Regions from separate parts of the Homo sapiens genome. Here region 2 is linked to region 1. A link is an interaction called in ENCODE POLR2A ChIA-PET data of the cell type or tissue named here. Cell type or tissue: endothelial cell of umbilical vein. All regions are shown on one strand. Region 1 overlaps TRPC4 (transient receptor potential cation channel subfamily C member 4). Region 2 overlaps LINC00571 (long intergenic non-protein coding RNA 571).

What was found. Peaks named below come from ENCODE experiments on the same cell type or tissue, not always from the same donor. Only the 100,000 strongest peaks of a DNase experiment are listed, where the experiment ranks them.
Region 2: POLR2A ChIA-PET joins it to region 1 with 7 read pairs; 2 of 35 experiments call an interaction of 5 or more read pairs at or near these places.

The regions. Positions count from the first base shown.
Region 1 is chr13:37,698,961-37,703,960 of GRCh38, forward strand. The region is part of intron 3 of TRPC4 (transient receptor potential cation channel subfamily C member 4); the gene reads right to left. Among named protein-coding and RNA genes, the nearest start is that of POSTN, 100 kb to the left of the region's middle. In endothelial cell of umbilical vein, no CTCF peak of the experiment used is centred here; DNase peaks (open chromatin) are centred at 2,121, 2,601 and 3,221; H3K27ac peaks cover 2,552 bases.
Region 2 is chr13:38,070,468-38,075,467 of GRCh38, forward strand. The region is part of intron 3 of LINC00571 (long intergenic non-protein coding RNA 571); the gene reads right to left. Among named protein-coding and RNA genes, the nearest start is that of LINC00571, 70 kb to the right of the region's middle. In endothelial cell of umbilical vein, no CTCF peak of the experiment used is centred here; no DNase peak of the experiment used is centred here.

The sequences.
Region 1 (5,000 bases):
CTCCAAAGTTATATGGCAAATTTACCGTACTTTGTATTATATATTTGGATATTGTAGGGATTAAGAGCACATAAGCCTTAGAGAAATCCCATTGGGATTTGAATCTTGGATCTGCTGCTTCCTGATTGTGTGAGTATTAATAAATTATTAAATTCTTATTGTGTCTTTTTCCCAATTTGTAAAATGGGGATAGTAGAAATACTTATCTCATAGGGTTATTGAAAAATTAGATGAATTAATATGTGAAAAGTATGAGTTCCTAGGTCATAGTATATGTTCAATAAATATTAGGTATCACCATTATTGCATATAAACACAGGTTTACACACACAAGGATATATGTATATACACGTATGTGCATATACATATACAATCACTTATAGACATATATACACAAGTATGTAATATGTGTTCACTTTCAGCATAATAATAATAATTAAAAGATTTATGCAAGGAAATTACATTCAGAAGATAATAATAACTGAAGCATAAGGGAATACCAATAAGATAACTAGTTGCCCAATTAAGTTTTTCAGCCTTGTTAAAAGGCAAAAAATCAATAGAGATTTAATCAAATCTGAGAAACATTGGCTAAAATGCTTGAGAATAATGAAGAAGACTAATTGATAAACTACAGATTCTATTCTCTGCAGACTCTCTTGCCCAACAAGTGTCAAGTTCAAAAATTTCGTACCCAGTCATAAAATCACCTAAGTGTTTTCTTAAATATACATGTTAAATTCAGATTTGCAGATCAGGATTCAAGGAAGAGCTAAATGCATATTACAGGGGCATGACATTTGATGTCACATAACCAGAAGGGAAGACAATAACTAAATTTCATATGATGATAGTGTTGGTGAGGCAGAGGCTGATTAAACTTCTGAAACCATTCCTGAGTCTACATTTAAAATTGGTTTGGCAACTGATCTGAGACAATGAGTGAGCAGTAATGGAAAGCTGAAAATGAGAAAGGCAAAGGAAATAAAGCATGTGTGTGGGTGATGAACCCAACGTTGAACTTAGCAAACAAAACAGCAAGCAAACAAAACCCAATTTAGGTGGTAGGAAGGTCGAGTCAATAAATAATGTTCGTTCTTTGAAAATCACAAAGGGTAGCAGTTGGTACAAAGTCTACCTCTATTCACCAATACCCTTCTCAGAGCACATATACATTGTTCCAAACTATTATGGAAAATAGATTAAAAATGCTAGTTATTTCTAGGTAGCTACCTAGATGCTTTCTTAAAACTTGAATAGAGGTGTGGAGGCAGAAAATTATACAGTATTGAAGAAAGCACCATTTGACTTTTGAATCATGTAGGTGAGTAATAGATGAAAATGGTGGATGGAAAGCAGTGAGGAAGGCTCAGATCCTGGCCTTCCATGAATGGGCTGGTTCTCCAGTCTCTAATGAGCCACTGACATTTTCCACACAGAGGAGTGGCATGTTCAGAATGGGTGTTTCACTTTTAATCAAAGTCTCCTGGAGAGACTCCTACTGAAGAATGAACACTGCTCTACTATCTCCCAGTAGGTCAAGAATTCAGAAAGGAAAAAAGAGACAGAATGGGAATGAATATTAGTTGTTCTTATGAAATAAAATGATATAAGCGCACTTTGCTTTTCCCTTCTCTATTCCTTTTAACATAATATCAAGACCTATAGTTTTAGAAAAAATTAAATTGTTCCAGACCTTAGAAAATAGGAAACTCATTTCATAGCTTCTTTCCAGAATCAAAAGTTGATATCACAGAATGGAGTTGTTTCTCTACCCATCTAATTTATACATATAAATAATATATGTGAAGGGTTATATTTGTTTCAAATGTGTTAGGTCCTATAAGCAGAATTTTTAAACTGTAGCCTTAAGGTTGAGAATAAGATCACTTCCTTTTATGCTCTCTAATCTCTTTTCTGTCTCCCTGACAAAAGCTCTGCTGACTATCTTGGCTGACAGATTTTCTGGGCTTAAAAAAGATAACAATAATAATACTCTGTTTTTTAATGATCTGTTAATTGAGGTTGGAATTAAATTAGTCTATAATATACAGAGAAAAAGTTATGTGTTTTGGAAACAGCAGAGGCAACACAGTCACCGACCTCTCAGGTTGTGCTATTTGCTCCAACTTGTATGGCAACAGAGCTGGCAACTGCACAAAAACAACACATAAAAGAGCCAAAAAAGAGAAAAAGGGACAAAAAGAGTTATAGTTCCCTATAATTCTGTCAGTCTTTGATATCATTTTCACAAAGCAGACAGGAATAAAGAGTAAAGTATCTGTTGAATGGAAATTATTCTTTGGCGTAATTTTATTTTTTATTCTTTATTGGCTCATCTAATTGTCAATGATTCCTGCTGATCAAACATCTGGGATGTTCCTCCCCGGCTGCACCATCTCTCCAGCTCCTCTGCCATCTCTCTCATCTAGGTCTTTTATTTTTTACAAGGATTATTGAGTAATCAGCTTCCCTCTCTCATTCTTTTTTTAAACAGCCTAAGTTATGTTCCTAAAAATGAGGCATGTATCATTTCCTCTCCGTCATCATTGTCATTTCCAGCATTTCCACTTGCCACACGTGCAAGTGTTGCTTGTTCCCATCCTGGTCTCTGTGGCCCTTCATGCTAGCTTCCTGAGAAAATGCACATCCCAGTAAGTAAGGACAAATCATGAGGCAGGGTGAAGGATGACCTGAAAATAAGGAACAAACTACTGTACGTGAGCATATTAGTCACTGAAAACAGACCTATAACCATCAATAGTTCAAAGAAACTCAAACTGCAACCCAAAGAATCTGCGTATGAATAAGGACTTCACTGATTATTTTCTGACCCAAGGTACTGCTATTATTGTGGATATTGAAATGTTTTATACATAAACTATATCTCCATATGGTATTGAGATTTTGTTAAAATTTATTTGCTCATTGTGTTAGTTCCTAAGGGCTGCCATAAAAAGTACCATAAATTAGGTGGCTTAAAACAACATATTTTTTTTTTCTCATAGTTCTGAAAATGTGAATTCTAAAACCAGAGTGTTGGCAGCGCCATGCTTTCTCTGAGACTCTGGGTAGAATCTTTCCTTGACTTTAGCAACCTTCTGGTAAGCGACTGTGAATTCAAGGCATTCCTTGGCCTGACAGCTGTGTCATTCCAATCTCTGCCTCTGCCATCACGTGGCATTCTCCCTGTATGCCTCATTTCACATCATCTTCTCTCTTTTTATAAGATAACCAGTCATATTGGAGTAAGAGTCTGTCCCACTCCAGAATGACCTCATCTTCAGTAATTTATTGTGCAATGATCTGTTTCCAAATAAAGTCACGTTCTGAGGCAGGCACTTGGGGTTTGGACATTAGCATGTCTTTTTGCCAGATACAATTTAAACCATAACATCCATAGTTACTCATTTTCTAGTAGTTGTCTAGTATATAGTTTTTGACTCTATAGTTTACATAAAAATTGATATTTCAAATATTCCAAATATATTTCAAGATCATAAATAATTTTAAAAACCAGATAACTTTGTTTATAACACTGTTTTATTAAATATGATTGTTAGCCTAAATTAATGTTCTGGAAAAATTGAAGAAATATCACAGTGGTGAATTGTGGCATTAGATCCCTGTCTTCCAACTATACAGTTTTCCTCTACCTCTTATATCATATTTTAAAATTTTCTTATTTTGTCACAAGGATTGATAATAAATGGCAATAAATAAAAGAAACAAGGAAGAGAAAAATATCAATAACCTTATGAAATGAGGGGACCCTACACATAGGCAGTCAGCTATATACATAATGCGATTTTCGAAGGTCTGAAAAAGGTCATATATATAAAACCATCTCCCATATCAGTCTTCTGTTACAATTAAATCTTCCTAAGAGCTTTCTGAAGACTTGCATATTTTAGCTGGAATAAAACATTACATTGCTTAGACAAAAGAGGAATTAAGCAACTAGTACATAGTTGTCATCTAGTGAAGATAGGGCTTTTTATGCAATGGGATGAAAAAAAATTGAAGGTTGGAAAAAAGAAGGGTCATAAAGCTTTAATGTAGTCCAGCACTGTACCCTTAGTAAAGAATTCCAGGGATGCAGGAGAAAATACATGTATAAGGATTATCTGAGAGAAAGCATCTGAAAGGTGGTAGTTGTATGTGCTAGGACTCTCCAATATAAGAAAAAGTTTGACTAGTATAGTTGCGCTTGGTTTCATCACGTTCCTAAGGTTGAATTATCCACATAGCTCCTCTTTAGGAAAATTGCCACTTGAAAGCCACACAGGTACATAAAATTCAATAAGTTCACAATTTAATTAACATTTTGGACCATAACACTGTTTACCCATCTATGTTTATTGTGTTGATAAGTGGTACAACGTCTACCTAGATGCAACATGAACTCTTCTCCATCCATTCATAGCATAATTTAAGATTTAGAGAGTTCCTACCACCAAAAAAAACCAGTGTTTTGTAACTCACCTTCTCCCTGACCAAGTATAATTAACCAAATATAATAATGAGGAAACAAAAAACTCAAATAAAAAATGGGGACTAAAATTTGAAGAGACAGCATCAAAAGATATATAGATGGCAAATAAACACATGAAAAGATGCCCAACATCTGTTGCACATTAGGGAAATGCAAATCAAAGTCACAATGAAGTATCACTGCATACCTATTAGAATGACTAAAATTAAAAAAAATATCTAATTAAAACATATGTTGATACATGTTTGCAGACACTTAAACTTTCATACATTGAACAACAAAATATAAATAGCTTTTTAAAAAGAGTTTGCAGTTTGGTTTGGTTTGTTTTTAAATTAAATATACATCTACCAATGATACATCCATTCTTACTCTAGGCATTTATCCAAAATAAAATAGAAAATAAAAAAGAAAATAGAAAATAAAAATTTATATACATAAAAACACTTGACTACAAATATCATAGTAGCTTTTTTGTAATAGCCTCAAACTGGAACAAGCCAAA
Region 2 (5,000 bases), 370 kb after region 1:
AAGGACTTCATGTCTAAAACACCAAAATCAATGCAACAAAAGCCAAAATTGACAAATGGGATCTCATTAAACTAAAGAGCTTCTGCACAGCAAAAGAAACTACCATCAGAGTGAACAGGCAACCTACAAAATGGGAGAAAATTTTCACAACCTACTCATCTGATAAAGGGCTAATATCCAGAATCTACAATGAACTCAAACAAATTTACAAGAAAAAAACAAACAACCCCATCAAAAAGTGGGTGAAGGACATGAAGAGACACTTCTCAAAAGAAGACATTTATGCAGCCAAAAAACACATGAAAAAATGCTCACCCTCACCGGCCATCAGAGAAATGCAAATCAAAACCGCAATGAGATAGCATCTCACACCAGTTAGAATGGCAATCATTAAAAAGTCAGGAAACAACAGGTGCTGGAGAGGATGTGGAGAAATAGGAACACTTTTACACTGTTGGTGGGACTGTAAACTAGTTCAACCATTGTGGAAGTCAGTGTGACGATTCCTCAGGGATCTAGAACTAGAAATACCATTTGACCCAGCCATCCCATTACTGGGTATATACCCAAAGGACTATAAATCATGCTGCTATAAAGACACATGTACACGTATGTTTATTGCGGCATTATTCACAATAGCAATACAAATGTCCAACAATGATAGACTGGATTAAGAAAATGTGGCACATATACACCATGGAATACTATGCAGCCATAAAAAATGATGAGTTCATGTCCTTTGTAGGGACATGGATGAAATTGGAAATCATCATTCTAAGTAAACTATTGCAGGGACAAAAAACCAAACACAGCATGTTCTCACTCATAGGTGGGAATTGAACAATGAGAACACACGGACACAGGAAGGCGAACATCACACTCCGGGGACTGTTGTGGGGTCGGGGGAGGGATAGCATTAGGAGATATACCTAATGCTAAATGTCACGTTAATGGGTGCAGCACACCAGCATGGCACATGTATACATATGTAACTAACCTGCACATTGTGCACATGTACCCTAAAACTTAAAGTATAATAATAATAAAAAAATAAAAATAAAAATACAAAAAAATAAAAAAAATTAAAAAATAAAAATAAATAAAGATCTTGTTCCATTAATTTTGAGCTTTCATTACTGCTATTAAAAATTTATTTGTTGTGGCCAGGTGCAGCGGCTCAAGCCTGTAATCCCAGTACTTTGGGAGGCCGAGGTATGTGGCTCACCTGAGGTCAGGAGTTTGAGCTCAGTATGACCAACATGGTGAAACCCCGTCTCTACTAAAAATACCTAATTAGCCCGGTGTGATGGCGGGTGCCTGTAATCCCAGCTACTTGGGAGGCTGAGGCAGAAGAAATGCTTAAACTTGGGAGGTGGAGGTTGCAGCAAGCTAAGATCACGTCAGTGCACGCCAACCTGGGCAACAAGAGGAAAACTCTGTCTCAAAAAAAAAAAAAATGAGTTTGTCATTATTATTGTTGCTTTGAAGGAAATGATTTTTTTTTCTGGCTGTTGCTTTTGCTTTAAGTTGTTGGTTGTGTTTATCCTGATACGCCTTAGTGTGGTTTACTTTGTGCATATTCCAACTAAGGTTTATTGAAGTTCTCAAATCTGTACTTTAATAACTTTCTTCAGCTTTGGAGAATATTTGGTGACTTTCCGTATTTCTTCTGTCATATTATTTTCCTCTTTTCTCATTTTAGAACTTAATTAACATATATTAAATTTTCTCATTGTATCTTATATAAGCTCTTACACTCTGTTCTAAACAATCTATGGAATTTTTCTCTACAAGGATTCTGGATTTTTTTGACTTTCTTGTCTTCCAGTTTATTAATCAATTAGTCAACACTTCTATTTCATTTAATCTTCTATTAAAAACAACTATTAACTGAAATTAAGAAGATTATCTACTTAGATTCTTAGAATCCCACCCTATATTTCAAATAATGGCAAAAAAAAAAGAAGGGAAAACCAACTGTGAGTCACACTAATTATGCTTTGTAAATTTTTTGTATTTTTAATGTTTTCACATATTAGGGTCTTGCTGATCCTGGACAGACTGCTTCTCCCAAGATTTATCAATTCCCAAAGATACAAAGAACTCACATGCAAACATGCTTTTCAAAGGCAAACTAAACTAACCCAGAACCCATATCCCCAACCACATTTTAAAATCATGCTCTCACAGTCTGGGCCATGATTTCCTTGCCCTAATTACCCCAGAGCCAGATACCAGACAACTAGGAAGAGCTCCTACACAATGGAGCCTGCCAAAATTGCTCAAACTAGCCAATTCTAAGCCTGCTTACACTACCTTGCCCATTTCTTCCTGCAAAAACCACAATAAAAGCTCTTGCCTGCATTTTCAGCACAGTCCATCTTCCTCCTGACCAACCTTGGTGCTTTTCCATGTGTCTCCCCCATAGTGTCATGTGTCCCTTTCCCTTTGGATCTGGAGTTATAATAACCTTTGGCAGTTGTCTCCTGGTCTTTTGGTCTCATCATACCTAGGCAAATAAATAAAACTTGCATTTTCATACATGTGTTGAGGTCATTTATCCACACATCTCTTCACATTAGAATCCTAACCTCTAGAGACCCAATTTCTCTGGCTCCACTCCTGTGAAAATAACAAAAGCTCTGGTATTGTCTATGCCCTCTAGAAGAAGGCTTCTGTCAGAGTACTTCAGACAGAAGTTCATCCACTTGCTGTTTTCTCATATTTGAAAAATGTGTCAAGAAAACAGAAGCTAGAGAAATTCTGTCTACCTCTACAGTCATTTCCAATGTTCTGCATTGTTATCTAATTTTTTTCCATGTACCTAAATCAAACATATAAGTCTATTACCATTTCTCCCATACACTTTAAATACTTGCCAATTGCAGAATCCAGGGTGTCATCTTCCATATAACCCCATTCCCATCTACCACATATGAAAATGTTAGTAAATCCAGCTTTTCAGGGGTTCTTAGGACCCACGATTATGACTAGCATTGGGATCCTTGTTGCCGTCTGATAGGTGAATAATGCAACTTCTGGATCCTATTCTCAGGATATATTATCTAGTCCTGTTTCAGCTTTCAGTTTACAGTATATATTTTCTCCTAATAAATGGCAATAGTTTGTTCCATTTATATTAATAATTGATGGTATCACAGATTTTCAGTTAAGAGAAATATACAGATCCTAATATTCACAGGTATGCTTGAGAAATTAATATGGAAGTCTTGTACATCTCATACTTATGACATATTCCTGCAATTTTCTTTATCCCTGTAGCATCACGTTGATATTTTTACTATGTGCAATTAATATTGAGATACATTTTGGCATTCTATCACAGTTTGCTGCACCAGGCAATTCATTAGCACTGGAAATTTGGTGTTCCTGAACATATTCAGTAGCCACTTTAAAATTAACATTTAAAATGTCTCCTTGCTACAGACAGGAAATATTATTCATTACATGATATTTTGCATTGATTGCACATCTTAACTTAAAGGGTGAGATTCCCCTGATAGATTATGGACATGGATCCTTGAAGTCTCAGCTTAAGAGCTAGGAAATGACACTCTGGTAGTTAGCCATTATTCTGCAAAATGTAACCTATACTTGGAACCAAGAGACATCATATAATGCTGCATTCCTGGTTGCTGGAATTCCAAGAAATTGCCCTTCTCAGAAAGATTTCCATTGACATATGTGGCTAATATATGCTTCTTGTCTCCACAACTTAATGCCCTTCTGGCTTTGAGTTTCTGGCTCCTGGTGGGAGATAATACCACGAGATGACATAATGTTTCACTAAACATAAAGCTGCAGTTGCTATATCTGGGTCTTCCCATGTTAATAGGCTGGTAGGAAAATAAATGAGTTATTTTACTGGAATAAATAATTTACTCAGTATGGGGGCGTAAGTTTACAGTTCGATAATGGGACAAGGCTGAGTATTCTGGAATGCGAAGTATTCATTGGGGTGAGTCTTGCTTCTTACATGACCACTGAAAAGTATAAATAGAAAATTGAGAAATTTTACCCCCAAAAATCATGGTAACCAGGGATGTGGATCATCCAGGGAAGAAAATCTGAATTGTTAATTCACAAGTCAGACCTTTCAGATAAACTAAAATTCTGGCTACTGTTGAGTAGAGAATGGGTGACATAAAACGGGCATAAAGATGATCAGTTCTATTAAGGTTGCTATATTTGCTGCCCATAATATATTAATAATTATTAGTGGAAACAAATGCTTTTAAATTCAGAGGAAAAAAAGGATACATAAGAACTGCAGAATGAGTATTATAATCACTTAATGAACTACAACATGCAAGACAGATGAAATGATTAACTCGGATGTGATTTAAATCTCTATTAATGCTGCCACCTAGTAAACATGATTTAAAATATCCAATAGCAGACACTTATTAAGAATCAATGTTTCTGCTGGACACTTTGCTGGTTTTTGTGGACATAAAGGTAACTTACACATCATTTCTTCTGTCACGTCGGAAACTGTGGCTAAATTTTTTTATGAATTTTATCCTTGCTGTCACATTTATTGACAGGAATTCAAATGGCAAGGAAGTACAGAAAAGACTGTCACTACAGTATTTACCTGGAACTCATGTTCTTTATGCTTTAGCAAAATGCATGATGATATTCAAGATATTTGACCATATAATTATTTCTTGTACAAACTGTTACAGCTACTACACCTGAAGCTGTCCTAGTATGAATGACTTTATCACTGAAGATAAACAGAAATATTTTGGTTTACAAATACTTCATATGTGAAATGAAATATATGAATAAGATGATTGTATCTAAACATTTTGGTTTCTCAAAACAAAGTCTGAGACAAAGATTTGACTACAGGTGGTTTATTTGTGATGCATTTTAAGAAGTAACATTAAGTGAGCAGACAGCGGAAGAAAGGGAAAAAGCAAAAGCACTTAAAGCATTTAAAGAATATGCTATCGGCCAGGCATGGTGGCTCA